Regions from separate parts of the Mus musculus genome. Here region 2 is linked to region 1. Evidence: chromatin loops called from intact Hi-C (ENCODE). Cell type or tissue: heart. All regions are shown on one strand. Each heading gives the region's core, and the rest is flanking DNA. Links, peaks and the distances in the headings are about the cores only.

Region 1 (11,520 bases), core at 3,521-11,520:
CCCCTCCCCCTCCCCCTTCCCCTTCCCCTTCTCCTTTTTGTATTAAATTCAATGACAGTTTTGAGTTATTTATATATGGAGTAGACTTTGAGTCCCTAATGCCTCACTGGTGACACTAGGTTCTTTGTCTATATAATAAGCAACTATAGATAAGGCTGCACTGCTCTCAGTCTACAGATATCCACGTGCACACTTCAAGAATAATTGCAGGATCACTTCCTAAAATGTGAATTTCTAGATCAAAGAGTATGTACATCTTAAAGTTAATAGCCATTTATCAAACTGACCTTCAAAGCAGCCGTACCAATTAACACCCGTACCCATGATAGATGAGAGTGCCTCTGTTCTCCACATTCTGGGGAGGCAAGCAACTCATAGATCAACACAGAAAGGAGCTGCTGGCCTGTTAGATGATCCTTATCATGAATAAGACTCAAGTGCAGAGCAGTGGGCTGAAGGCTCTTGGGAAACCAGTGACGCCCTACTTGAACTTTGGCATTTGGTTTTGCTTTCTGTTTTGTTATGATTGTTTGTTTTGTTTTTAAACAAGGTCCTGAGTATCCTCCCAGCTTCCCTGGAACTCACTGCCCAGTCCAGGATGTCCTTGAACTTTTGATCCCTTGTCTCTCAAGTGCTGGGAACACTGGCAAGGTTTTGAATACTTGTTCTGTTTGATTTGAGCAAATCTCTAGCTCATGGCAGGTCTCATATTCCTAAGGTGTAAAGCATAAATCTTTTAAAAACCATTTCTGAACTGGGTGGTGGGTGGTCCATGTCTTTAATCTCAGCTCTGGGAAGGCAAAAGTAGGTGGATCTCTGTGAATTAAAGGCCAGCTTGGGCTACAGAGCTAGTTCCAGGACAGCCAAGGCTACACAAAGAAACCCTGTGTTGAAAAAACAAACAAGCAAACAAAAACAAATCTGATCATTATAAAGATCCAGCAGACAAGAGTACTGCAAATTCCCAGGTAGTGGTACTACAGCAGTCAAGTATCTGAAGCCAAGTTTCCACTACGAATGATTTGATCTAGATTTGACCCGAGCAAGACCTGGGGAAGTGTTGTCCCTGAGGTAGAGGGTGCAGTTCTGAATGTGTCTTGTAACAGGGGCTAGGAAAGCTCAGGCTGAGGAGAAAAACAGGGGCTGATTCAAGACCTGGAAGTGGAAAAGAGAAGGACGTGTAGAAAATGTGATGCCCGAAAGAGAGACCGAGACTCACTGTGAGACAAATTCAGATTTTATCCAAAGGAAGATAGACAAGATCATTGATTCTTTAAAAACTGTACAGTCAAAAATACAGCCAACCCACTTAAATGATTCCACAGTCCCCCCCCCCAAAAAAAAATCAGGTGGAGGGGCTGGAGAGATGGCTCAGCCCTGTCTCACTGCTCTCCCAAAGGACCTGAGTTTGGTTCCCAGGACCCACATCAGGCAGCTCACTACTGCCTGCAACTCCATTTCCAGAATATCTGATGGGAAGGCCAGAGGGATGGAAGTTAAGAGCACTTGCTGCTCTTCCAGAGGACTCAGCTTCAGTTCCCAGTACCCACACGGTCGGTGACTCTCAGTCATCTATAACTTCAGTTCCAAGTGGATCTAACACCTAGGCACCAAGGCAAAACACTCATAGACATAAAAGTAAATAAGCAAGCAAGTAAATAATGAATAGCTTTATAAATAAAATGCTAATGAAAGAATTTAAGTGTTTTGAAAGTGATTTGATTGGAATTTTAAAACTAAGTGATTTATGTTACACTCAGTGTGAACCACAGCTATCTCGAAATCATGGTGGCAATACATTAGTGTCTGGAGTTTCTCAAACACTGGTATACGATGCTGGTTTTAGAATTCAACATGATTTCTGTGAGTCACACAGACTAGAGTTAAAGCTCTTTGGCTGGACAGGTAGGCTAGCCACACCAGAACACAGATTCCTAATTTATAAAATGGGAGTGATATTTTTATGTCACAGGATGCCTGCAAAGATGAAGTCACATGCATAAGGCATTCATTCACTTCTTGGAATGTATGAAGTGCCCTGTAAGTGTCTCAATTGTAATTACAGTGAGTGGAAGCTAATGAGTTTTACTTCATTGACCATATAAGATTTTGTTGTTATAGAACCTATTCCGTTATGGAAATAAATTTCAACATTATTAACAGATAGTTAAGCAAAAAAGAAAAATCACCCATCACTCTCCCAACGGTTGCCAATTTTCGTTTTTGCATAGTCTCCACTTGACTTTGTAAATGAGTACTTATTTTGCATGCCTGCAATCAGCATTCATGCAAATTTTGTGTCCTGCCCTTTATCAACAAACAAGTTATAAACAGTTTGCATGTTTCTGCATATCCTTGATTATTACCAGGTTTTCGCCTTATAGCCTTGCATTGACTAGAGCAGCCGTGGTTTTTTTAACCATCTCACTGCTTGGAGAAATGAAAGAGAATGATTCCACTGGCATGCCTGGGGGCTTTTTTCCACCTACTGAATTATGTTCTTTAGACCAATTCCCAGAAGCGGGCTTAGTGGGTCAAAAGATAACAATACTCTCAGGGCTCTTGTTGCATATTCACTTGGTTGTTTTGCAGGCTTGCAGACTGCTTCCAACGACTCGCTTGCACAGATTTTACCCAGCCTTGCCAGCGCAGGATGATGATGTCTGTTAAATTCTGCTAATTTAATCAGTCTGAAATGCTACCCTGATTCAGCTTTCATTTCCATCTCTTTGATCACAAACAGTTTGAACTATTTCCCAAGTATCTGTTTGCTCTCTTCCTATCCAACTGGGTGAAGCAGCCGGCCACATCCCTCACCTCTTTGTCTATTGAAGTCTTTCGATTCATGTGCTAGATTCCAGGGAGTGCCTCAGAGTCCACAGAGAGGAATCCTTTGCTAGCCAGATTTGGCCGCTGAGGTTTTTTGAGCAGAATGATGCGTGAGCAAGACTACACCTTAGGAAGATTAATTCTCAGCTTAATTGAGGAAAATGGACTGAGAGGCAGAGATATCTGTCAGCAGGATATTGTAACAGGGATCTGGACTAGGCAGTGACTGCAGACCCCAGTCAGTAGGGGTCTTATGTCCCTCCTTCTAAGGCATGTGGCTCTTCTCTTCACCCCTATCCTACAATCCCCCTCTTTCCCATGAACTTGCCCTCCCTTGAAAATCCAGTGGAACCCAGAGGGAAAGAATTATTCTGCTCTATCTGCTCACTACATAACTAAAGAAAGTCTTTCCCAAAGAGGATCTCAGACATGCCAAAACGCCCACCCTTATGTGATGTCTTCATAAAGGTAATGCAAAGAAGTGTAGTTATAGCAATACGGATGTTTGGCTCATTGGGTTTTGTTTGTTTTGTGTTTGTTTGTTTGTTTTGTTTTGTTTGCTCTCTAATGTGGTCCCCAGACTAAAAATCTCTAAGGCAACCCATCTAGTAAACACCACAAACAGGACTTCTAAGCACTGCCCCACCTCCAATTTAATTTTTCACCCTTTGATAGATACCAGCATGACCCAGACCCCAGCAGAATGTATGTGTGACATGGAAATATCAGAGACATTGACAGGGCTCACTTCTGCATACATAAAATAAGTGGAATGAGAGAAAATGTGAACTCTGAACTAGGCAAGTCGGCAAGTTCATGGTCTTAAGGATACAAGAGTCCCTTCATCCTTCAAGGGACTCCAGTCCAGGCAGTGGGACCCAACTTTTGAATTACTATGCCTCCAGGAAGCCAAATCTTGACTGAAGCTCAGCACTATGTGGGGCTTCAAGAAAGAGAGATTATTAGTATGTACTGAGGTTGCTCAGTCCTGATCCTTTTGGATGAAGTCATGTGACTTCTTGGCATGGCTGGACCTAAAATGTACAGAGTTGGGGTGCAAGTGCAAATAGAAATATTATTGACATAGGCTGGGAGTTCTCTCCTCACACAGCAGTCAAAGCAGGCAAGACTTGCCCCTCTGAGTAACCCTTTGCTTCCCAAGCCGCGGCCACCCTTCCTGCATTCTACAAAGAAATCTGATACTAGAAATCTGCATTCAAATTTAGAATGGATTGATTCCACGAGGTTCTATACAGAAATATACCATGTCCTAGTCTCTTCCAAACTATAATTTTAGCCCTAACAAGAGTCCTCAAGGACAAACACACAAACACCCAGATCTGCAGATCTATGGTCTGTGAACATTCTCTCTAATGCACCCCCCTCCCCCGAGCCAAGCTTCTGTTATGGGAACAGAAAGGTGGGTTGGAGAAAAGGCTCATGAGTATCCTCAAAGGAGAGTTGGGCCTTGATAAAAAAAAAAAAAACAAAAACAAAAAACCTCTGTAGTCCCTAGCACCACAGTGAGCATACAGGCTCTAAGAGGCCTTAGGTAAGTCTTATCTCGTGGATGGATATTGCCTGGAGACAGACTGGCAAGTATGGAGCTCAAGGCAAGACTCTTCTGGCTCCAGTTTGTGTTTCATCTGCTAAACGGACTACAAACAAAACCTCCCTCATAGAGTTTCTCTAAGCCATCTAGTGCACAGAAGTTGGTGGCCTGAAATAAGTAATGACACACAGTAAGTGCCATAAGTAACATGAATTGAATCTTCTGGAACTAGAGTTACAGATATTTGTTAGCCACCGTGTGGATGCTGGAAACCCAACCCTGGTCCTCTGCCAGAACAAATGTTCTTAACCTCCAATTCACCTCTCCAGGTCCCAAACATGACCTTTAAACTAATATTGTTTGTTTGTTTGTTTGTTTGTTTGTTTGTTTTTTCTTCCTCGATTTAGAAAGGTCTGTTTTGGTGTCCTCTCCCCCACAAGACTAGCAGAGCAGGTCATGATCCTCCAGCTGCGGGTGCATCTTGAAGATGATGCAGTGTGTGTGGTAATGGACCAGTTCCGAGTAATGCAGGGGAACATCCACTAGCTCTGAGTGGTGGATAGAGAGAAAGCTAAGAACCCTAAAATGAAGTTCCACAGAATCCCTACATATAAATCCTGATCATCTACCGAGCCCATACACCACCCACTGCCCAGAGCTGGGACAGTAAGAGCAATGTGGACCCTGACTGATAGACCCCAGGTTAAGTAGCTTCCATCCCAGAAGGAAGGCCAGAAAGCCAGGCTCTCAGGAACTCCAAATCCGCGATGTTCCCTTCAACAGTGGGGAAACTGAAGCCCTGAGAGGCCATCCCAGGTTACACTCACAGGAAGGATTGAGGCTGAACTTCTGGTTGAGTTTGGGAATCCTGCCATCACGGTGAACAACCTTGGCATGTGCTAAGAGATGCTAGCAATGTCAAGTTCAGCTCCATGGGGAGGCCATCATGACTAAGGACTCACAACCCAGCACGACCCTTTACCCCTGATGAACTTAGGTTCTAACTCTCCTTTTTACCCACAAACTGCAGAGTCTGGTCTCCAGGTCGTTCTAGGCTACAAGCACAGGTAGCGACACTATTTAGCATTCTTGAGCAGGGGGTCAGAGACTCTGTTAGATTTTTTTTCATGCTTTATCTCATTTAATCCTCAAACAACTCTATGATCTGGGAACCAGAATTTTTCCTCTCTCGTTTTCTACCTGAGGAGCCTGGAGGCTTAGAGAGCGCTCAGCCCCTTGGTGAAGGTCATCTGTTTAACTAGTGAATTGTGCAGCAAGGCATGCACTAGACAGAGCCTCTGTGTTTGTGACCACTGAGCAATCTCAAAATATGCATTTACTAAACAGTGTTCTAATGTTGAAGGTGCCAAACAGGAGGTATTTAGGAGGGGGTGGGGGAGGCTCTGTTAACTCACTAAATGGCACCACCAGAAAGATTAGGGGTCCCAGTGACACAATGAGAATACTCATGGAGGACATATTGTGATAATCTGGCTAATATGCCACCTCCTTCTAGCCTTCTTTTTCCCAGAAACTGGCTTGATGGGGGGGGGGGGGGAGTGCGGGGAGGGGAATAGTCTATATTCATCAACCCCTTTCTAGAGATCTTTGGCTTCCACTAGGACTGCAGCTCCGCATATAGCCACCAGAGGGCGAGCCATGTCTGTGGCCAAGAGTACCCAGAGCCCGGCCAACTGTCTAAGCAGAGATCTGTCTACATGACCAGGCCACCTTCCCCGGTTACACTGAGCCATCAGTATACCTCTTGGGATCTCCAAACATTTCGCTGCCAAAAAACAAAAACAAAAACAAAACAAACAAACAATCAAACAAACGAAAATACCCATCACGAGGTCTGCCTCTAATGGGTCAGCCCGTATCAAAAAAAAAAAAAAAAAAAAAAGACCTCGAAACAGCAATGAGGCCAGCTTGCCTTGGGAGCTGGAGACTATGTAACCTGATGAATGCTACTTTCTCTATGTACAAATGAGTAAAGGGAGTGTAAGGAAGAGAGTGAATGGGCCGGGGTACTTAGAGAAAGCTGGTGCTCAAATCCAGAGAGAGTTGTCAGAGTGCAAGGAGAGGGGCCCCCAAGAGTAAATGTCTGGAGAAGCAAGAGGTGGGAATAGCCCACAGGGAAATCCAAACGCACAGCAGGATTCTGGGAAACCGCTACTAGCCATCCGCCCACCCACCAGCCAGCGGTCCAACAGCCTTGCTCAGCACCTGTTGGACACACTGTATGAGAAGCATTTCCTGCCCTCAAAACGCTGGCAGTCTAGAGGAGCGAGTGGTGAGTCAACAGATAACCATGGGAAACCCGAACACCTGTACAAGGCGGTGGCTTAGAGAGCTTGTGGCTGTCTAGGGAATCCCAACTTGGGCTGATGGAGAGGCCTGGAGCTGAGGACCCTCTTCCCCACACAGCTCATCCCAGGATGGGGTTCCCCTCCAAGCTTTGGTTGTCTGCCTGTGCTGGGGGCCAGTGTCCCCTCCCACCCCTCTCAGAAGAGCTGAGGCCCAGGGAGTCGATGAAGCACACCTGAGTCAGCCCGCCGCCCACCCGCCCCTCAGCGTCTGTCTCCGCATCTTGTGATATTTCGCTCCCCGGGAGCCAGCCCCATTGCGCTCCGGAGGCAGCTCGGCAAACAAATCCAGCGACAGATTGTGCCGCGGCTCATTCCGGGGAAGGACGCCAAATCCCACCCTGCTACCCCCAACACTCCCTCCCCGCCGCCCCCTCCAGCACTAAACACCCCCCCACACCCTCGCGCACGCTCCAGGAGCGGGCCCTGCACAGGGTAGGACCCAAGGAAAATCAAGGCTCTATTCCAGAGAGAGGAGACCCAAATATGCCCCTTTCTGTTTCTATCTGACCTGGAAAAAGAGAAAAGCAGGAGAGAAAATTCAGGGACTGCCAAGCTGCGAGCCCCGGAAGCAACGTAAGATAGAACCACCAGGGGGCACTCCAGAATGAGGTGCAAGAGTCTGAGAGCAGCTACCACCACCAACATCGCAGCCCAGCCAAGAAACAAGATGAAAGGGAGGAAGGGAGTAGAGACAAAGAGGCGAGGAAACACATGCGGACTTGGAGAGGCCAAGAGGAGGCTGGGACTCTCTCTCTCTCTCTCTCTCTCTCTCTCTCTCTCTCTCTCTCTCTCTCCCCCCCCCCCTCTCTCTCTCTCTCTCTCTCACACACACACACACACACACACACACACACACACACATACACAGAGACAGAGAGAAAGAGAACCAATGAAGACAGAAGATATACTCATCTCATCTTTGGGGAGGAAAGGACAGAAACTAAAAGGCGGCGCACAAGAGAATAGAGATTAAAGATGGGGATCATAAAATATGAATAAGAGTTGGGGGAGAAAATGAGAGAAATCGAATGAGTACGAGAGAAGAATGGCAGATTATAAAAGGTGCGTGGAGTGAATGAGAAGAATGAGACTAGCATATATAAAGCGCCGACTGTATGCCGTGCACAGCGTTGGACCCAGGCACAGGTATGAAGAGGAGCCCGTGCCTGGACTAAGGGTTCCTCCGCTCCACTCGCAGGCAGGGTCCGACTGCATCCAGATGGCCCTGGCACCGCCGCCGTAGGCACCACTGCAGCAATCCCAACCCCGCGTGCGCCGCTTGGCGACAGTTCCCCAAGCGGCTCCCTTCATACGGGGGTTATCAAAAACCGTGTACTAGGCACCTTGGACTGACCAAGACTAGGGCGAAAGGCGTTGAGGCTTTTAAAATAAGGCGCTGAGGTCAGGGATTGGCTGACTCCGCCAGGATAGAGGCGTCTAGGGACCCTATGAGGCCCCTATCCGCCCCTTGGTAAGAAGAGGGTTAGAAGTTTTTGTGAACCAGCAGTCTGCTACCACTTTTGGATCCTCTTCTGCCCTCTGGCGAGAGATAAGAAATCATACCCTTTGGGACATATCACGTAAATACACGCGCGCACGCGCGCGCGTTCACACACGCACACAATTCGCACGCACGCTCAAACTTACACCCATTTGTAAAAAGCTTTAAGGTACATACAACACACCTGAACATTTATTCCCTTCTCCTCCCATCCCGAACTCGAGCGCGCAGAATTTCACACAGCCCTCGCGTGGCTCAACCAGAGCAGAAACCAGCGAGCACACACTAGTACTCCCGCCCTGGTCCTGGTTCCCGACAGGAATAAAAGGCCAGCACTCAGCTACACCTGCCCAAGCGTCTGCGCGCGCGAGCACGCGCACATACACTTGCTCACACGAACTCCTAGACACACTGGTCCTATAGCTATGCAAACCGCCCTGAGGGTCTAGGAAGAAAAGAAAACGTGACATTTTGCAGTCTTTAAGGGACGCAAACGATCGCGAAGGGCAGGGCAGGAGGAGGGGCGCTGAGTGGGAAACTGCTCTGAAACTGCATATCTTCTGGGAAAGTTGGGAAATCCTCACCCTGAACAAGTCAGGGGGTGGGGGTGGGGAGGGGACTTAACACTACTGCATGCGCGCGCGCGCGCGCACACACACACACACACACACACACACACACACACACACACACACCAAGAAGGGATTTCTCTAAAGGCATGGCGCCGCAGAGGCTACGGGAACACAGCCTTCCCGATCTCCCAAGGTTGGGAGGGGGCCGGAGACTGAGTGGTCTAGATGGAGAACTACTCCCTCCTCCTAGTAGCCAGCAAAGGGTTAAACCGGCAGGCCGGGAAGCGAGGGAGGAGCCAGCGAGTGCGGGAATGGGGGGGGGGGGGGAGCGCTTCTTCGCTGTCCCCACTCTCCCTCGGCGAGCAGCCGGGGCGCACGGACCGACCGACTAACCGACTCCCTGCGGGGCCGCGCTGCTGAAGGGGCGCGGACACCGGGTGTCCAGGGTCAACCCAGCCCTTTCCATCCCGTCGTGCCCCGCCCCGTCCCGTCGGGGCCGATGGCTCCTTCCGAGGCACGGAGTCCGGGGGGCGCAGGGTAGAACTCCGCAGCCCCGCTACGTAGCCCGGGACTCCCCGGGTCCTTACGGAGCCCCGCGGAGTCCCCGCCGTCTGTCCGGCGGGATAAGGGAGCGAGTGGGAGTGCCCTCCCCCCCGCCGCCCCCTCCCCCGATCGTCGAGACAAGATGCTGCCCGGGCTCCGGCGCCTGCTGCAAGGTAGGGACACCGGCCGGCGGGAGGACACTAGAGAGAGAGGCGCCCCTCTCCTTGGGCACGAGGGTGGGGCAGTGAAGGGGGTGGGGTGGGTAGGGAGCAAAAAACCGCTTAGCGCGGGAGCGGCGCCTCCGCCCCCAGAGCTGCCAGCCGCAGGAGGGCACTGGGCTTGGAGCCTGCGGGAATGTGCGGGGAGCTCGTGACCAAGGGGGGACGCGGAGGGCAGACCGAGCTGGCTGGGAGGAGGAGAAAGAGGCTCAGGTTCTGTTGTCCCGGCTCCACCTGCTCCGGGGGGACGCTGAGGACTCGGGCCGGCTGGGGAAGCGCCGACTCAGCAACTCCTCGTGCCCGGTGTCTCAGCACTTTCCAGTCACCTGGGAAGACAAGCCATGTGGGTAGGGGTCTGCCTGGGAATGAAGGGGGTAGAGAGAGATTCCCCAATGGCCCTGCCTAGTCGCATAGATGGAGGGGCTAAAAGGAGGCTAGTTCCGAGCACTGAGTGACAGCCAAGGGTGTGGGCTGGAGACTGGGGGCGGGGAGGGTAGGGGTCGGAGGGAGGAGGGGAGTCAGGATGAGAAAAGTGTCTAGGGAGGTGGGGGTGAGAAAGAGGAGGTGGGGGGCGGGATAAAGGAGGGGTAGGAGGAGGCATAAAGGTTAGACGACCAGAAACTGGGGTCCAGGGGAAGACCAAGGAAGAGGGAGGAGAGGGTGACCAGTTCAGGAGAGAGGTGTACAGGGGCATAAAAAGCTAGAGGGGAGCGGGGGGGGGGGGGGAGATAACCGGAAGGGTGAGGACTGGGGCTCTAGGAGATTGGAATGGAAAGGGGATGGGAGGACTAGAAACCAGCGGAAGCTAGTGAGGAAGGATAGATGTAAGACTCAGACACCAGGAAAATGGTCACCAGGGGTGGGGGCCGGGATCCCTACGCGGTAGAGTGATTTGAGACGGATTAGGATGTCAACAGAAGCCAGAGAAGGAGATGGAAGAGAAGCGATGGTGCCCAGGGAGTAGACAAAGAGGCTCTGGTAACCACTTCCACGTGGGAAGCTCTCCATTCCAAAGCGCCTGCCTGGTATAGCCCTTCTCTCAGGAGTAGCTGCTGGGCTAGTCCAAAGGACCCTGAGCTCGGGGTCTGGGTTAGAGCTGAGGGAAGGAGCGTGAGCACTTTGTGTGTGGGGGTGGGGGGCAGCCTCCTTGGGGTGGGTACCTGGGCTGCCTCAGCGCTGCCATTTATATCTCCAAGCCCCGACGTCGGATCCTGCCGCCCCACAGTAGCTGCTTATTTTGGGGTGTTACATTCTGGCAGAGTGAGAAGCTGTTTGCAGCAGCTTTAAAGCCTCCAGTCACCTGCATCGGTGCCTCCTCAGGCCCCTGCGTCACTGGTATGCCATCGCCCCCCTGCCACTCCCAAGGCCCCCCACCTCCTCACCCTCTGCCCCCTCAGCATCTGCCTGGCAGGCCCCTGGCTCTTCTCTGAGGCAGCGTTTGAGGTGTGCAGATGGTGCTTGTATTTAGGACCCAGCACCTTCTTTCTACAACTAGAGGCCTGTCTACTTTTACTGGGACATCTCTGCCCTATTATGGTGCACCCTGGTTCCTGCCTTGGACACTGCCCCCCACCCCTTCCTCCTCAAGTTTCTTATTCCCAGGGGCCTCTGGCCTAACGGCTGGCACAAGCTGAGAACTTTATCTCAGATCCTGGGTACTCCAAGGTCTGGCAGCCCTTGGGCTTTGACCATGATCCCTTGGTGAATGGATCCTTTTGGCTCTGGGTACCTTAGCCTTCCGGGGATCAATATCATGTTGTAGTCTCTCTCCACTCCCTCCTGTGGCCAGATCTGGCTATGCCTTTGGTCACTGATCACCTCTTCTTGACTCTCAATTGTGCTGTGCTCTAGAGTAACCAGAGCCTGGAACCTAGGAGTGGAAATCTATGGAGAGAGCCTATGTCCATCCTGTCCTGTCCCCACCCCCACCCCGTGA
Region 2 (11,520 bases), core at 1,223-9,222, 51 kb before region 1:
AGGCCTTCACTACCCTTTCCTACCCACTTTTCCAAGGTGGAAGCACACATCAGCAAATGTTACTTTTTACAGAGTTCCCAGTTTCTGTCCATCCCTGACCCAAGTATATCATGATTACATCTTCCTTCTTCACTGAGCAAAGATTATATATAGGCTTAGTGTAAAGAAGGGGTTTAGTGGTCCCAAGCACATCTCTAGAGACAAACAGGCCTAAGTGCAGGTTCAAATGCCATAGTTGCCACTGCAGAACCTCCGACAGGGATCATGATCTCCATAATACTCTAAGTGTGTCACCTGAGGAGGAACGTGCCTACCTCCAGGGCTGGCAGAAGTCATGCAGGGCTCACAGGACAAGCAACTGGAATTAATAAAGGCTCAAGTGTTCAATAAATGTTAAGTTAGTATTGTGTGTGTGAAAGTGTCTGGAGGCCGGAGGACAGTAGTGAGAATCATTCATCAGGAGACAGAGTCTCACAGTGGCCTTGAGATTTGCCTGTTTGTAACACTCCAAAGTGGGATTACAAGCGCACACCAGGACACTCAGCCTTTTCACAAGGATTCTGGGAATCTAACTCAGGTAGTCGTGCTCGCACAGTAGGCACTTTACGGACTAGGTTATCCCCTCAGGCCCAGCTTCTGGTATTCCTACCTTAATGACGAGGAACACTGCTGAGGAGGAGTCAAATGCTCCATTGTAGAGGGTGATGATGGTTGAACGGTGTTTCCCAAAGAGGTTCCCAATCTGGAGAAGACAAGACAAACTTAGCTGACTTATTCATGAAACACATCTTTACCCTCCTCAGTACCCAGGCGTGATTAATACCTCCACCCTCTCGCACCCCAAATCCTTCCACTCTAGTTTGGGTCAACCCCTCTGGAAACAAATGATGTCTGCACCTCCCTCAGCTGCCTGGGATCAAGGAAGGGGACACAGCTCACACCTGTAGGTTGGTGATAAGGAACAGGATTCCTCCCACTGCGAGCATGGGCATGGCTAGGAAGAGCAGCATGGCAGTGTCTAGAACCATAAAAGTCACAGGAGTGAGTAGTAATTTCATTGGAACCCACAACCCAAGAAGCTGTACTTTCTCCCCTCTCCTCCAGAAGGCTGCGGCTCCCATCAGCTTCCAACTTCCAACAACACAGTAGCACTGGCAGCTCACTTCACCAGCTTGCTGGTGTCCTTTGAGGGCCTGAGGGAGTGGTCAAGAGACTCTCCAGTCACTCCTTCTCAAGTGTCCTGAGACCCCCTTCTCCTTTCCAAAGGCAGCTATGGGTCTGCAGTAGACCATAATAAGTGCCTGCTCCAGCCGGGCGTGGTGGCACACGCCTTTAATCCCAGCCCTTGGGAGGCAGAGGCAGGCGGATTTCTGAGTTCGAGGCCAGACTGGTCTACAAAGTGAGTTCCAGGACAGCCAGGGCTATACAGAGAAACCCTGTCTCGAAAAACCAAAAAAAAAAAAAAAAAGTGCCTGCTCCACCACTGTGGGAGAAGAGGACTCTGGAGTCAGCATTCAAGTCCAGTCTCAAAGTCACTGCTTCACCATGAGTGTGAGCTACCTTCCAAATTCGCCTCGCTCTCCTCACACTATGAACAGAAATGAGAGACTCTATCCTGCTCCACTGAAGCACTGTGACAACCGAGAGAGAAATGCCTGGGATCCTTCCCTTTGGTTGTGAAAATTTGAGCCCTGCCCTGTGGTATGGTGCTTGGCATAAGAAATGCTGCAGGAGTAAGGATATTCCTGGTTCTAAACAAAACAACAAAATCAAACAAGCAAGCGAAACTGGCATGCAAGCAGCAGGCCTCCTAAGTGTTGCATAATCTCTAAATGACTACAAATCACTGAAAAATTAGTCTTAAAAGGGAGCAATTTTGACCTGGCGAGATGGCTCAGCAAGTAACAGCACTGACTGCTCTTCCGAAGGTCCTGAGTTCAAATCCCAGCAACCACATGGTGGCTCACAACCATCCGTAATGAGACCGGACACCCTCTCCTGATGTGTCTGAAGACAGCTACCATGTACTTATGTATAAAAATAAATAAATCTTTGGGCTGGAGCGAGCAGAGACTGAGCAAGAGTTGACCAGAGCAAGCTGGGCCGACTGGAGTGAGCGGGGTTGACCAGAGCAAGCAGAGGTCCTAAAAATTCAATTCCCAACAACCACATGAAGGCTCACAACTGTACAGCTACAGTGTACTCATATACATAAAATAAATAAATAAGTAAATAAATAAATAGATAAATCTTTTTTTAAAGGAACAATTTTTTGCATGAGATAATCCAATGCTTATTGGTGTATTAGGTCTGTTCTAGCATCCTCTATTTTTCTCACATTTTATTTGTGTGTTTGTATATGTTATGTATGTGTGTATGAGTTATGTATGTGTGGGTGTGTGGTATGTATGTGTGTGGTAATGTATGTGTATTATGTGTGTGTGTGTAGCAATGTATGTGCGTGCGTGCGTGTGTGTGTGTGTGTGTGTGTGTGTGTGTGTGTGCACAGTGTTGTATATGTGAAAGCCAAAGGACAACTTGTAGGTGTTTGGTCTCTCCTTCTGGGTTCTGGGACTCAAATTCAGGTCATCAGACTTGGTGGCAAGTATCATTACCCACTAAGAGATATCTTGGCAACCTCTTCACCTCCTCTTAAGAAACTACTGTTCAATGCCTAGAGAAGCTCTGGAAAGAGATGATTTTAGAGATGAGTCATGCTATTTGCCATTCATTTTCTGTTGTTTACAAATGTACATCTCTCCTAATGAGCTAAAGATTGGATATCAGTTTCACAGTAAAATCATCCTAGCATCAATACTTTCCCCAAAACAAAAGTCCTGTTTTAAGGAGGAAGAAAGACTTTTGCTCGGCTAGTGTGGCAATGTGAATAGGAATGGCCTTCGTAGGTCCATATATTTGAATACTTGGTCTTTAGGGAGTGGAGTACTTGACAGGGACTAGGAGGTGTAACCTTGTTGGAGGAAGTGTGTCACTTAGACGTGGGCTTCCGAATTTCAGAAGCCTAAGCCAGACCCATGTCTCTCTCTCTCTCCTTCCTACTGAATGCAGATCCAGTTGGAGAACTCTCAGCTACCTCTCCGGCACTATGTCTCCCAGTGGGCCAACGCTCTTCCCACCATGCTGACAATTGACTAATCCTCTGGAACTTTAAGCCAGCCCCAATCAAATGCTTTCTTTTATAAGAGTTGCCTTGGTCATGTGTCTCAATGCAACATTGACTAAGACAGCCCGGGTGTTGGCTTAATCAGTAAAGAATGTTCCAGCAAGCATGAGGCTCTGTGGCCAGCAGTATAGCCTAACCAGCACAAAGCGAGTGAGTTAGACACAAAGCAAGAGATGCTGCTTCAAAAACACAGGACACCTGAGGGGGCTAAGGTTAGACTTCTGGCTTCTACTTAGATGTAAGCAAGCAAGCCACACCCTCTATATGCACACTCAAGTGAGAGCACATGTCAATATAAATAAGTAACGGGATTCTTGCTCAAAACTCACAAATGTAAGTACACACATAAGTAATGATATAAATTAATAAATTAATTAAATAATAAATAAATAGGCTTAGCTTATTGCTCAATTCTTACAAATGTGACTTCATGAGATTTGTTTAGACCAAAACACCAAGCCCCTGGGTTGGCTGAACACAAGCAGAAACTCCCTCATGACATCAACTGGTTCTGTTACAGCTGTTACACAACAGATCTCACTATTTTTCATTTCTCAACCCTCAAAATGAAGCCACCTAATCTGCCCCTGGGGAAGAATGTTGCGAGTTATCTCTTGGCCAATCTAACCTCCTGCTTCTAGGTCCACTTCCCACATATTTATCCAGGGCCCTAGGAGCCATTAAACTAGTCCCTGCTCACCCTCATCTTATCTCGATTTTTCTCCCCCCCATACAAAGGAAAGGAAACCAGGCAAGCCTGGAATGCACAGACTTTTATAGGAATCACTGGGCGCAATTTTTTGCATGTACCAGGGTTGTTGATTTTGATTCTGCTAAGTGAAGATGATTTTCAAAATTATCACACATGTTACCCAAAAACCCCACAGGAGAACATTTTAATACTGTATAGCTATAATTCTCTCTTCAGTAGGATAAATTTTCCACAGACAATGTGGGTCTATGAAAATATCATGGGCCCTTTGCCTTCTGTACCTGGCCCAGCCATCCACACCCCAGTTGTCCCTCCCTCCCAGCTGTCCATCCTCACTTGCAGAGGTGAAGGCAATGATGATCGTGGCGCAGGTGTAGAAAAATCTGAAATACAGAAGCATCCAGTTAAAAGAAGAAATGTGAGGACCAAGCAGGAGTCGGCTCAGCTGACATCCAACACTAGCTAGAAGTTGACAGCACTGTACACAGCCAGGGAACTCCAGGGGAACAGGCACTTCTGAGAGGTCAGAATCAGAGAAGGCCCGATAGACTGAGAGGTAATCCTGACCCCATAGCTAATACATGTGATAGTAGATCTCAGCAGTAACTCAATGAGAGCCTAGAATCACCTGGGCAATGGGCTGATTACATTAACTGATACTGTTGAGACCTATCTGGACCGGAGTGGAACTATGTGGATGGCAGAGGATTCTGGACTGTATAAAACAGGGAAACTGAACTCAGCTCCCCCATCCTCTGTGTGACTTCAGATGGAATGTGAATAGCTTCCCTCAAGCTCCTGCTGCTGGGGTATCCTACCATGATGGACCAGAGCCTGGAGCCATGAGAAGGCTTCCCTCCTCGAGTCACTTTTGTTGCTGTATTTTATCCCAGTAACAAGAAAGTAACTAGTCCAGAGTCCAGTATCTACGGCTAAACTGGGAAATCTTGGATAATGAGCGCAACTGATGTGTAAATGACTCAGGACTACAGTAGGCAAGGCACAGGGCCTCTTGTCCTGAGGCCAACCCCTTGGGAAAGGGGGCTGGTGCCTGGCCTGCAAATCAAAACCTTAAATTCTAATTTCATCTCCACATGTGACTTTAGACAAGGTACTGCCTTCCTCTGGGCCTCAGTAGCCTTTCCTGGAAAAGGAAAGGGTTAGTCAACATGCAACCAAGGATAGTTATGAAGTCGAACTAAGAGAATCATAAACCTAGTTAAAAAAAAAAAGTTATCGAGATGTGTGTGTGTGTGTGTGTGTGTGTGTGTGTGTGTGTGTAACTGGACTGCATGATTGTTGAAGAGTTCAGGTGACAACTCGGTGTCACAATGTCAGAAGGGTTGGACACGCCTGGATCAGAATGATCTTGATTCCAAATTCAAAGTCATGGCGTTCACAGCTCGGGGTGTGGCTTAGAAGTTGTGGTGGTTGGAATGACTATGCCCCCAACAGGCTCATACATTTCTATACTTGGTTCCAGTTGGTGGAGAGGACTATGAGGCATGGCCTTGTTTGAGGAGGTGGCTGGCTGTGTGATGCCACCCCCAGTGTACTCTCAGCTTCCTGGTTGTGGACCAGATGGGAGTTCTTACTGCTGTTCCGGCAGCCTTAAGGCCAAGCCTTCCCTACACCGTCATAGACTCTGGAACCATAAGCTCAATTTAATGTTTCCTTTTCTAAGTTGCTTTGGTTTTATACATATATACATATCAATCACAGTAACAAGAAAGTCACCAACACAGAAGTAGACACTTGCCTGCCTTTCATGAATCCCTGGGTTCAATCCCCAGCAGGAAAAAAAAAAAGTTCAAAAAAGTTCAAGTGATTCTAGCATAAATGCCAAAGTTCTTGTTCTTGGGCCCCCTTAGTGGTGGAGGACTTTGTAAAGATAGATAACAAATAGAAAGCAGAAGTTCAGGGGCTCAGCGGATAAGAGCGCTGACTGCTCTTCCAGAGATCCTGAGTTCAAATCCCAGCAACCACATGGTGGCTCACAACCATCTGCAATGGGATCTAACGCCCTCTTCTGGTGTGTCTGAAGACAACTACATTGTACTCACATATAATAAATAAATAAATCTAAAAAGAAGAAGAAGAAGAAGGAGGAGGAAGAGGAGGAGGAGGAGGAGGAGGAGGAGGAGGAAGAAGAAAGCCGAAGTTAATCCCAGAACTCAGGAGGCAGAGGCAGGCAGATTTCTGAGTTCTGGTCTAAAAGTGAGTTCCAGGACAGCCAGGGCTATACAGAGAAACCCTGTCTCAAAAAAACAAAAAAACAAATAGAAAGAAAGAAAGAAAAGAAAAAAAGAAAGAAAGCAGAAGTTCAAAAGACACGTGGCAGAGAAGAAACTACAGGAAACAAAATTCGAGTTTCTGTGTAAGGACTTATTCTCCCCAAAGCTTAAGTGTAAGGAATTTGCTTTACTCTCTACTTTCCTTTTCTCTTTCTTTGCCTCACCACATATCTGCTCCTACATGGGCTGTATTGGGACTTAGCAGACCTGCTTATCAATGAACCTAGCCATGGACACTACTGTAATCAGGAGGCAACAGAACCCTGTAAAAGAGCACGAGGTCTCTGACTCATTTGCAGGGGAAACTCCCAGTGTAAGAGGCTCCTGACTAATTAGAGGGCACCTGAAATTTCACCATTGGGTGGGACAACTCAGAAAATGATAAGCAGCAGAGAATGAAGGCAAAGCCTGAGCCACCTAGATGTGAGGCCCTGCCAGAAAAGAGACTGGGGATTCAAGGAACAAGGAAAGCAGATGGTATCGACTATACATTGTTAATTTTGAAACCCTGGCCTCTCAGGAAGTTGAGCATATAACAGGATAGGACACTACAGGGGAAGGTGCAAAGGGAAAGGAAGCCAGCAGTAGGAAGAGGGTGGTGCTAAGGACGGTGACCCTGCTGCTGGGGCAGGGTTTGCCTCTAAGCCAGACTGCTGCCTCACCACTATCTGGTCTCCCACACACCACTCCCTCTCCCTTGCTTCTGCCCAGGCTTACATGGCTATCAGGCGGGCCACAGTAGTCTTGAAGCGGTCAAAGATGTAGCCAGTGGGAAAGGTCATGAAGTTATTCATGAAGGATGCCAGGGTAAAGATGAGTGAGAACTTCTCATCCTGCGCTTTTAAATCTGGGAGAGAAAAGCTCTTAGGAACCCTGATTATGTGAGACAGAATCTGACGCACCCCAACCTTCCTGCCAGGTCAGTGCCCAGACCAGACTCCCCTCTACCTTGAACAACTTTGCTGACCAGAAAGCTACCAAGGTGCATTAAAATATATTGGTCTCTAAAGGTCCCCCTCTAAAACCAGGTGCTTCCTTCCCCATTTGATAGCCTCCACATAAGGGGTGAGAGGGGGCTGACAGTCCCCCCCCCCCATGGAAAGGCTGGCAGGGTGGGTAAAGCACAGAGACCTTCCTATTCTTTCCCAACTCCCAGGAACCAAGCACAGCTTCCTATGAAAAAGCCATCTTTGTCCTTACCAGAAGGCCCTGTTACATTGCTCTGGAGCAAGCAGTCCTGTTCACAGGGCTCTGAAAAGTAGTTTTCTGCTTTGAACACAAACAACAGTGAAGTCCAGCCAAAGAGGACACCAGCAAAACCGATGCATTCCAAGAGTCCAGTCAACAAGGTGGCCAAGTAAAGGGGCAAGCCCTTGCTTGCCATGGTCTGAGGTGAAGTGAGTCCACAAATCCTGTCCTGAGCTTCAGAGAGGACCACTGGTAGTGATGTGTGGGAAATTCCTTTGGCAAGCTCTCGACTTCAATGAGCCCTCTTGTTCCAGCTGTCTCTGGGTTGAGCAAGAAACGCCATGGAATAACCATGGAGCCTGGAAAATGAGGCAGAAGTAGCCTGGTACAGGAAGCTTGGGAAAAAGACACCGAGGGAAAGGGGTCCTCAGGAGAAAGGCCGTGAGGATTTGGAAAATAAAAACTTTCATACATGACCAGCGAATGCGGTTGAGCCATAGAATGTTATCTAGAATTCATTCCCAAACATGGAAAAACAAAAACAACGCCCACGCACCCCCAACACCCACCCCCCGCCAAAATACCGTCCATACATCCTTTCATTCACAGAACCCGCGAAACTACCCATGGGTAAGAAGATAAGGCAGGTCTCAATGGCAACACATGCCACATAGGAAAAAAAACACACACACACACACACATCCTGCCTAATGTTTGGGGACATCACAAGCAGAGGTAGGAGCTCCCCTCCCACCCCCCCAGAACCCCCGACTTGAAAGCCTGAATACAGTCCACCAGAGGAGCAGCCACCCTGAGCCATTCGAAGGCCTGACAAATAAATGTTCGGTCTACAGCGGGAACTCTTCAGTGCGGCAAAAACAAAAACTTCCGAAGGTTTTCTGAACTTGCCCCAAGGTCTCACGGCTACTTGGTCACTATGAAAAATATCCCAACAAGAGCCTTGTCTCGGACCACAATTCCCATCCCCCACCCCCACCCACCCTCCCGCTGCCTCTACCGACAGTCACTAACTTCCACCAGGCAAGAGGTCGCGCTCCAGCCGGCAGCAACTCTCTCCCGGATCTCTGTCGCCGCAGCCTCGCCGCCACCAGGCTACCGCCTTCCACTACCCTCCGCCCAGAGCCTCCCTGTCGAGCTTTGCCCGGCTCGGCTCTGCTCTGCTCAGCCAGACCCAGCCCAGCTCGGCCAGACCCGGCCAGTATCCTTCCAGTCCTACCCGCGATGGGCCGGTTTCCCGCTCTCATGGCCCCTCCTAGTCCTCTGCCTCAGGTTGGCCGCCTCCTGCTTGTCTCCTCCAGTAAGAGCTTGGGACCCTCCCCTGTCTCCACCACTTCCTTCTTTGCAATTTGCTAAACACATGAAACTCAAGAAGAATGAAGACTGAAGTGTGGACACTATGCCCCTCCTTAGAAGTGGGAACAAAACACCCATGGAAGGAGTTACAGAGACAAAGTTTGGAGCTGAGATGAAAGGATGGACCATGTAGAGACTGCCATATCCAGGGATCCAACCCATAATCAGCATCCAAACGCTGACACCATTGCATACACTAGCAAGATTTTATCAAAAGGACCCAGATGTAGCTGTCTCTTGTGAGACTATGCCGGGGCCTAGCAAACACAGAAGTGGATGCTCACAGTCAGCTAATGGATGGATCACAGGGCTCCCAATGGAGGAGCTAGAGAAAGTACCCAAGGAGCTAAAGGGATCTGCAACCCTATAGGTGGAACAACATTATGAACTAACCAGTAACCCGGAGCTCTTGACTCTAGCTGCATATGTATCAAAAGATGGCCTAGTCGGCCATCACTGGAAAGAGAGGCCCATTGGACACGCAAACTGTATATGCCCCAGTACAGGGGAACGCCAGGGCCAAAAAAATGGGAATGGGTGGGTAGGGAAGTGGGGGGAGGGTATGGGGGACTTTTGGGATAGCATTGGAAATGTAATTGAGGAAAATATGTAATAAAAAAAATAAATAATAAAAAAAAAAAGAAAATAGCTGGCATAACCTGAGGCAAGGGAACAAGTTATCTCCTCCAAACATCACTTACATATACCAGAGACTGGGATTTCCTCAGACAAAGCTTTTAAGCGACATTTGCCAACTTGTAAAATAAAAGAGTCTCTTTCAAAAAAAAAAAAGCCGGGTGTGGTGGCACACACCTTTAATCCCACCCAGGAGGCAGAGGCAGTCGGATTTCTGAGTTCAAGGCCAGCCTAGTCTACAAAGTGAGTTCCAGGACAGCCAAGGCTATACAGAGAAACCCTGTCTGGAAAAACCAAAAAACAAACAAACAAACAAACAAAAACTGTCAATTGGTTGGGTGCAAATATCTGCATCTGACTCTTTCAGCTGCTTGGTTGGGTCTTTCAGAGGGCAGTCGGAGGGTGGATAAAATCTGGAGTTTAAAATTAATTTAATTAATTAATTAAAAAAAAAAAACTCTTCTTTTTTCCTATCCCAACAGTTGTCTAGGATTCAGACAGGGTCTTTTTTGCTCTCTTTTGACTGACTTTAAGCTTTAGGTAATCCTGCCTCAGCTGCCCTAACTAAGCTTGTTTTAACACAGTTCCAGGCGCTGGGCCAGACATAGGGATCAAAAGCAACTGCATGTGGATGCCATTGTGTTTCCGCATTACCTTGCCCCCTCGGGTGGGCACCATACAAACTGTTTCCCACTTGCTCATCACTCGCTCCCCACCTCACGTTTATCCCCAGAGCTGCCAAGAAAACCCCACCATAAAAATCATGAAGCTGGAATCAGGACAGAGGTGCTTATCAGGAACCATCACTGGAGGGGGCCTTGCCTTTCCCCTCTAAGGATCCTTTTCACTGTTCCCCCCGCCCCTGCTGAAACCCCCAGCCCAGGCTCCGAGAGAGCCTTCCTGCCAGACTGCATTGATTAACTATTCATTCACCATCCCATTTTTTATTAATCAAAGACATTTATAATTGCCCATCGGAGCTTGTGATCAGCATGAAATAGCTGGCCTAACCAGCTGTGCTGCTCTCCAGCCCAGAGCAAATGAGCCAATGTCTTCCTTGCCTGAACCACAGTTCTCCTTGGAGAGAGAGCTGCCTTTTTGCATTAGATGCCCAGCTTCCTGGCTCGGCCCTCTTTCTACAGGGAGATGGTGGGAAGGCAAGCACCAGGAAGTGAGGTCCCGATCACCACCCAAACAAAGTATCAAAAAAGACTATTCAAGTGACTTACTGCAGAGGGAGAGACCACAGACCCACTAGCTGCCCCACTAAAACGGGTTCAAAGCACCTTAGTTATAGGAGCTGTCCTCAAAGTGAAGTCCACCTGGAGCGGATTCAGCAGGCTAGGTGAGATTTCCAATTTGTAGTTATCTGGGCCAGAGAGGGAGTTTAGTGGAGAATCCTGAAAGGACTTTGCCCCAAGATCATGCCTCACAGCCCAAACTGCCAACTCCCAAACCTCTGCTCTTAACTGCTCTTAACTTCTCCAGTCTTAACACCAGATATTGAGACATTGCAGAAAACATGTCCTTTCTTTAGAAATTAAAAAGTAAATTAAATTAGAAAGGGGGGAGGGTGACGATGGGGAACTAAAAATACAAGACGAGACAAAAGGGAAACACAGAGCCAGATTTTCCGTTTTCCTGCAAGTCACTGCTGTGCATGCAAGCCCAGCCTCAGCCCCGGGCTCATGTGTTGCTCTCCTGAGGACCTGGTGGATAAGGAACTGGAAAGAGCAAAGGAAGAAGAGAAAAGGTCAAAGCCAAGATAAAGAGAATTTAGAATGCAAATCAGCAGGAGCAGTCAGGAGAGTACAGCTCTGGAGCCGCCAGAGCGCAGGACTCAGGATAAGCCAGCCTAGACTTAAGTAGCTCCTCTCTCCCAAGTGGTAGGATCCTCACCCTATACCCCACTTGACTGCAGAAGGCACTGCCTCTAGTAACAGGACAGGCCTATGGACACTGTCAAGTGCAAATCTTAGACTATACTAAGTCCTTAGTCCTATGGGGGTTTTTTTCACATTTTTATTGGATATTTTCTTTATTTACATTTAAATTTTTTCCCCTTTCCAGGTCTCCCCTTCAGAAGCCCTCTATCCCATCCCCCTCCCCCTGCCTCTATGAGGCCCCAACTC

What was found. A loop is a pair of places that touch in the nucleus more often than their neighbours do. Peaks named below come from ENCODE experiments on the same cell type or tissue, not always from the same donor. Only the 100,000 strongest peaks of a DNase experiment are listed, where the experiment ranks them.
Region 2: it touches region 1 in a loop (6-fold over the local background); 5 of 42 quality-filtered maps call a loop at or near these places.

The regions. Positions count from the first base shown.
Region 1 is chr2:84,884,681-84,896,200 of GRCm38, reverse strand. Rtn4rl2 (reticulon 4 receptor-like 2) reads left to right here and starts at 9,509. Exons shown (of 3, transcript NM_199223.1): 1 at 9,509-9,539. The coding sequence starts at 9,509. In heart, for the core only: CTCF peaks have their summits at 6,038 (motif pointing right), 7,322 (motif pointing right), 8,301 and 11,374; DNase peaks (open chromatin) are centred at 6,050, 7,260, 8,510, 9,310 and 4 weaker places; H3K4me3 peaks cover 4,177 bases; H3K27ac peaks cover 1,005 bases; H3K27me3 peaks cover 6,709 bases.
Region 2 is chr2:84,933,740-84,945,259 of GRCm38, reverse strand. Slc43a3 (solute carrier family 43, member 3) reads right to left here and starts at 8,614. Exons shown (of 13, transcript NM_021398.3): 1 at 8,411-8,614; 2 at 7,391-7,737; 3 at 6,908-7,037; 4 at 4,233-4,279; 5 at 942-1,018; 6 at 650-742. The coding sequence starts at 7,574. In heart, for the core only: CTCF peaks have their summits at 5,911 (motif pointing left) and 8,521; DNase peaks (open chromatin) are centred at 3,788, 6,819, 7,479, 8,629 and 4 weaker places; H3K4me3 peaks cover 3,073 bases; H3K27ac peaks cover 2,726 bases.